2 separate regions of the Homo sapiens genome follow, and region 1 is linked to region 2. The links are chromatin contacts, found by Hi-C or POLR2A ChIA-PET in ENCODE. All regions are on one chromosome and are shown on one strand. The core of a region is the stretch at or near the end of the contact, and the rest is flanking DNA. Distances in the headings are between cores, read along the strand shown.

Region 1 (3,238 bases), core at 543-3,042, 420 kb after region 2:
AAAGGAGAACTTTCAAAGTAACTAACACTATGATGGGTGCAGGAAGATAATGTGAAAAATATGCAACTCCTGCTCACTCTCATAGATTTCTTTCTGACTATAGGCCCCCCCGAGCTTTCTTTTCTTATAGCATTTACTTTAGAAAACTATTAATGACAAATTCTTTCTCTGCCACTTTGGAATGAATGTAAATCTCCTTAAAAAGCCTACTGCCAGGTTTACAACCCAGGGCATGTATTCCTTAAGGACCTTGGAGTCATCTCTTTGAAGTGTAATCATCCAAAAAGATAGCACCCCTTTCTCTCAGCCTCCATGGTGAGGTAGAAACTTAACTTCAGTGGCTCCTTGCTCCAAGTTGTAAAACTACCACCTGTCCTGAAGACAGGAGAAAGCTTACTTTCTCTTTTGGTTAGGCCAATTAGCAAACACAGATGACATACAAGTCCCCCCACTCCAGCTCCTAAAAACTTTCTGGGCTTTTGTTTCCGTGGATTTGAGTTTAGTCTCTTTTCCCTCTTGCAATTGTCTTGAATAAATGATAGTCTGATTAGTCTTACACAGCCTTCAGTAAATAGAATTTATTAAAGTAAAAAGTGTATTTTGCTTTGTCCAGTGCAATTTTTTACATTGACAACCTTTTGGACAATGGTTTTATAGGTAAGAGGGAGGGGCACTGGGTACAGATGATTAATTATGAATCTATTGCTATAATGCAGGCAGAGCTATTGGGAATAAATTAAGAACTTAGTGCAGGAAGAGGCAGAACTAAGAAATACCAAGGGGGTAGAATCTATGGGACTTGGTGACCATGGATTTTTAAAGATAAGAATGTAAAGTGTTATTTAGGTTTTTGGCAAGGATCAAGTCTTTTGACTGGATGAATTGTGGTAAAACTCCTGATAAAGTGAACAAAAAATTATTGAATGGGCCGGGCGTGGTGGCTCACGCCTGTAATCCCAGCACTTTGGGAGGCTGAGGCGGGCGGATCACGAGGTCAGGAGATCGAGACCATCCTGGCTAACACAGTGAAACCCCGTCTCTAATAAAAATACAAAAAAAAAAAAAAAAAATTAGCCGGGTGTGGTGGCGGGCTCCTGTAGTCCCAGCTACTCGGGAGGCTGAAGCAAGAGAATGGCGTGAACCCGGGAGGCGGAGCATGAGAGTGTGCAGAGATCGCGCCACTGCATTCCAGCCTGGATGACAGAGTGAGACTCCGTCTCAAAAATAAAAAAAAAAAAAGAAAATAATAAAAAAAAAGAAAATTATTGACTGAAACAGAGGTAAGTATATTTTTCTTATTCCAACTTTCTGGGTTGATGTTTGAAGATCCCTACAAGCTATATACCTCAAGCAAGGTTCTTCTACATGTATTGAAGGTGTAGTTTGTAGAGAAAAGAATGTGGTAGTAAGTAATGTCGGCAGACCTCATCTTGAGATAAATGGAAGTCCTCTCACATAGTTCTTTCTTTCAGTGCCCACCACGAATTCTTGTAAATATACTACTGGTTCCTGAGGAGTATTAGGGGATAAGCACCTTGCACATGACCTCCATATTGATCAAGGCAATCTCAACACTTTTATTATTTGATTAAACTTAATTCTGGAACAAAGAGTCCATTTTAGAGATATTGGCAAATAACAGCATTGATCAAATTCGTGTTTTCTGCATTTTTCAACCAGAACATAAAGCTCTCTTGTCTCCAGGGCCATTCTCTTTATTTCATCAACAGACGGTGTCACAGTCAATTTCTGTGCTCTTGTACTGGCATATAAAATCTAAAGCAGCTATCCAAGGGTGCATTAAATATAAAATGGCTGAGTCATTCTGTCTTACACGGAAACATATGGGAATCTTTGCTTCCTAATAAAGAAAACAATGGGGGTGGAGGCAGCCACCACGGGATTAATCTGAATCACAAAGCTTCCAGACTCACCAAACAGCTTGAAATGTGCAACAGTTTTAGGCTGTTAACTTTCAAATATAATGAAATTTTGGAAGGGCAATTTTATTTCACAAAAATTTTCAATAAACTCCCTCCTCATTGACCCCCAAAAGCCCATATGAGCTCCGCAGGTTAATGTTGTTTCCTTTGACCACTCTTACTAATTATGTTCAGTACACATTTTCTTTCTCCGAATGATAATCTTGTTTACTTCCATATTTTAGCCATCTCCCATCCCCCAGAGAGATTCAAAATGAATTAAATTTCATGCAAATGAATGGAATGAATTGATCTCATCTTCCCATCTGAATCTTACAGGAGTCAACCTGATGTGGATGAGGTCTTTTTGGCTCTCTCAATCACTAAACTAACCTGAAGAATAAGGGAAGAAGTACAAGAACAGAGAGCAAATTCTTTGGAACTGGGATGGTTTTTAGATTCCAGAAGTTCTGTCTTCACCTTAGGGACAACTGAAACGAGTGTCTTCATATTCCCTGGGACTGGATTTGAGCAGTTGCAGGATGACCTACCCTATTCCAACTTGAGAAAGCAGAGGAGAGAGAAAAAAGTTTTGTCCTTTAAGATGTAAACTTATAGAAGCTTATTCTCTGAGAATTTATGCAAGCTCAATATTAAAACCATGAGTTAGAGAATGGAGCTGTCTTGACCGTATATACCCTCCTTCCCCTGCTTTCCACCTGTCCTCTTCCCTTTTTCTTTCACTCCTTCCCTCCCTCCCTCTCTTCCTCCCTCCCTCCCTCCCTCCCTCCTTCCCTCCCTTCCTTCCTTCTTTCCTTCCTTCTTTCTTTCCTTCCTTCCTTCTTTCCTTTCTTCCTCCTTCCCTCCCTCCCTCCCTCCCTTCTTTCCTTTTGTCTATCAGTCCTTTTGTCTGTGCTTCCTTCCTGAGTGGTTGGAGACCATTAAGGTGTCCTTCTTTCATTTGATGATGCTCAGCAAATCATTGAGGCCTTTAGAACATTTCCAAGCTGATAATCTAAAAATTCAGTTTCTCACTAAAACCAAGATAAACTTCAACCCTTTAAGGCTTCTAGTAGAAATCCCCATCTTTGAAGGACTATACATAAAACACATTGATGGCATTATTTACTATGTTCTAGTTCTGAAGTATTGAGAAGTAGTTTATTTTTATGTCAGTTGTCATATAATCAGTGCCCTCTAATGAAATAGAAAATTCTTCCTTCTTTATTCACTGTTCAGTATCATAATTCAAAATAACAGGACACCAAACAACTGGGGCTCAGGAACATATTTAAGTAGAAAGAATGTGCAAATCT
Region 2 (3,422 bases), core at 856-3,355:
GGAGGCAGAAACAGACTAGCTGTTTACCAAGCCTGTTTCTTTTTCTTCTGTTGCACAAACATAGTGTTTCCCAGCTTCTCTTGCAGTTTTGCATGACCACGTAACTGAGTTCTGGACAATGCACATGTAAGAGGAAATGACATGGCACTTCAGGGCCATGGCTCATAACAAATCTTGATACAAGAGGCTTCTTGTTTTTTCTCCTATCAGATTCATGCAGAAATGAACCTAGTGGCTCCAAAAGCTGTATGTTAATGATGGTGGAACCCTAAGGTGGAAAGAGACTGGGTTTCTAAGTCACTGCTTGGCGCTTGCAGCATAGTCAACTGTGAATCAAGAACAGGCATGTCAGGTGGTAAAAAAGTATACTTCTATTGTCCTGCCATCACAGCACATCTAGCAAAACTGTCCTCTGGAGACCTGGAAGGCAAACCATGTTTCTAGTCAGCCTATGGCTTGGGAAAGGGTTTGGAAAGTCAGTCATGGGCTTTACCTTGTGTTTCCAGCAAAGTCTTACTAAAAAGGGATGAGCTTAAGAAAGACTTGGCTATTTTGAAAGCAGAAATGAAAGTGAAAAGAGAAAGACTGAAAATTTGGGCCCTTGAATTTGAGGCTTCAATCTTAGATATACTCTCAATATGTCAAATAGACTATCCAATTCCAGACCATAAATAAAACTGCATTTGGTTTAATATCCCATCTCAATGGCTCACCTGAAGTGGACCAGCTGCTTCCCGTGGAAGAGGGGCAGGTAATTTTTCTATCCTCTTGCCCACTTATATGCTACTTATAAGTTGTCATTGCTGTTGCCATGGGAATGGAGTCAGAGACTAGAAAGGCAAAGGATGCAGGGAAGTTTATGCTAGCTCTGATACTGTAAGATGGGCAGATGTCTGCAGGTGATTTTCCCTCTTTGGGTTGCTTTGGTGGCTCTGCAGGGTCACCCCCTGTGGGGCTCATCTGGCTGCAACAACTGCAGCTCTCTAGCCCAGTGCTCAGCCCCTGGGTTTAGGGAACCACTATCCACTCTCTATTTTGGTTAGAGGCTCATTACACTTCCAGAAAGTCCTTCTTGGACAGAGCTAAAGGTGGCCCCCAGCTAGCTCTCTCCTGAGGTCCTCATCTCCTCCACCAGAAATACTTTACTGCCCAAAGAGCTCACCAGTTGCCCCTCCTGCTCCAGTAAGCCTGTCAGATGCCAGTCTTACCCTCTCTCAAGCTCCAGGAGACTTATCTCAAACTCTCCAAATTGGCCAAGTGAAGCCCTTTTTGCAAAAGATAGCACTCCATTGCTCCCCTTGGAGAAGGTGAAACTCAGTCTAGCAACACATGTAAACACACACCCCTCTTAACAAATTGTTCTCATCTCCAATATTTGGACCCTTTTGTATTCTTCAGTGGGTTTGGAACTGCCCAACTGGTTCTCTGATAGCTCCTTTGAAAATCTACATTTTGGTTTGACAATTCTCTTTGGAATTTCATATATTATATATTGTGGTGAAAGCTGAAAATTCCAATTTAATGTTAATGAGGAAAAACTCACTGTTTCCTCTACTCTCAACACTTCACTTCTGACACCAAATGTGTGGGATATATTTTTCCCACAGCAATCAGTTCTCTCTGGATGCCACTTATGTGTCCTACAATTCAGTTACGGTACTATCTACCTTGCAGTTAGTGCAGACCCCATAGGTTGAAGGCTCAGTCCCACAAGACTGGGCCCCCACCCCAACCCCTCCACTTCAGATGCCAGTGGCATGGCTTGGATATCCACATTACCCATAACATTTGTCCAACTTGGCTACAAATGGAAGGTTTACACGACTTTCTCCTGAGGTTTGATATTTTGCCCTGATGGCTCACAAAACTCAGGGAAACACTCACTTATGTTCACTGCTTTATAACAAAGGATATGATGAAAGATGCAGATGAACAGCCAGGTGAAGGCGAGGTCCTGAGCACAGGAGCCTCTGTCCCCATGATGCCAGGGTGTGCCACCCTCCTGTCCTGTGGATGTATTTACCAACCTGGAAGCTCTCCAAGCCCTGCCTTCTAGGGATTTTTTATAGAGGTTTCATCATGTAGGCATGACCAATTATTAACCCAGTCTCCAGCTCACAGTTTGAATTATGGCTTGGTGTTTCTGGAAAACAGCCCTCATGTTGACGTTATCCAGCAGTCCGCCAAGTGTTGCCTTATTAGAATAAAGGCACTCTTATTACCCAGGAAATTCCAAGGGATTTAGGAGATCTGTGGCAGGAACAGGAGGCAGAAACCAAATGTATATTTTTTATTATGTCACAACATCCTGTTACACTGTATCAGAAAAAGTATTATACCTCTCTTGGAAGACTGAGGGAGATAATTAGTAATAGGCACAAAGAAATCAATTATATAATAAGACTATTGAAAATTAAGCAATTTAAAATTCCACATAAACTGAAAAGTTGTATAAGAAAGGAAATTGCCTTCTTTCCCTTGCACCCCCTGCTGTACTACTACAAGCTACTCCTTGACTCATCATTCAGGGAATGTGAGTAAAGGGGATGGGCCTCCTTACCCCTAAATATTCTTAGCAAATTAATGTGGAGGTGACAGACTCAAAAGGTGGCTTTTCTCCTACCAGGTTGCCCATCCCAAAATAATAAAAGTAGCTAAATAAAATGCATTTCTTTTTGTAATTTGGTGTCATTGTCCTTAAAAAAGTGAGGCATGGTTACTGAACTCTTTGCCCATCCCATTTCTAAAATTGAAAACCTCAATTTCAATCCTGAATCTGTTCTCTGGCTCATTCTTCCTGACATCTACTTATTATACAAATATAGTCAATCTTTGGCTGGTTCCATGACTGACATCTTAGAACATCAAAATTAGGAATGGTATGGCCAAATTGTCATCTTAGTCCTGAAATATGTTATAAACCAAACGTTGGAAGAGAATGAGCACATTCATAAATAAGAATGGCTAGGTCTATAAAAGTTCCCCACCTTTTTTCATCTGCAGAAAATATTTATTTTGCAGGTTAGGGTTTTCCATCCGTCAGAAAAAAAGAATGGCCATTACTGTTCTTTTCACTTCACACAGGCAGACTCATTTGCTCTACTTTCTGTGACTATCACTGTTTTGTTTGTTTGTTTGTTTTGTTTTGTTTTGAGACAGAGTCTCACTCTGTTGCCCAGGCTGGAGTTCAATGGCACAATCTCGGCTCACTGCAACCTTCGCCTCCTGGGTTCAAGCAATTCTCCTCAGCCTCCCAAGTAGCTGGGAATAGGCGTGTGTCACCACGCGCAGGTAATTTTTTTGTATTTTTAGTAGACAGGGTTTCACCATGTTAGCCAGCCTGGTCTCGAACTCCTGACCTCAGGTGATCCACCCGCCTCAGCCTCCCAAAGTGCTGGGATTACAGGCGTGAGCCACCGTGC

The links. A loop is a pair of places that touch in the nucleus more often than their neighbours do. ChIA-PET counts read pairs that join two places held with the same protein, here RNA polymerase II (POLR2A). Pooled maps may share reads with other maps.
Region 1: a loop to region 2 is called in a pooled map, with 2.2 times the contacts of the local background. The contact joins two enhancer-like sites. A Hi-C loop is called at or near these places in 1 of 168 maps with a recorded cell type or tissue (endothelial cell of umbilical vein), 1 of 37 single-sample maps with no recorded cell type and 4 of 50 pooled maps. POLR2A ChIA-PET finds 5 or more read pairs at or near these places in 1 of 52 experiments (AG04449).

The regions. Positions count from the first base shown.
Region 1 is chr4:141,767,324-141,770,561 of GRCh38, forward strand. No RefSeq gene overlaps it. Among named protein-coding and RNA genes, the nearest start is that of IL15, 130 kb to the left of the region's middle. Within about 2 kb of position 1,793, at least 2 of the 41 ENCODE cell types and tissues checked have a DNase peak (open chromatin) inside an H3K27ac peak, as active enhancers do; they include endothelial cell of umbilical vein, where a contact is called at or near this core.
Region 2 is chr4:141,348,211-141,351,632 of GRCh38, forward strand. No RefSeq gene overlaps it. Among named protein-coding and RNA genes, the nearest start is that of LINC02432, 17 kb to the left of the region's middle. Within about 2 kb of position 2,106, at least 6 of the 41 ENCODE cell types and tissues checked have a DNase peak (open chromatin) inside an H3K27ac peak, as active enhancers do; they include endothelial cell of umbilical vein, where a contact is called at or near this core.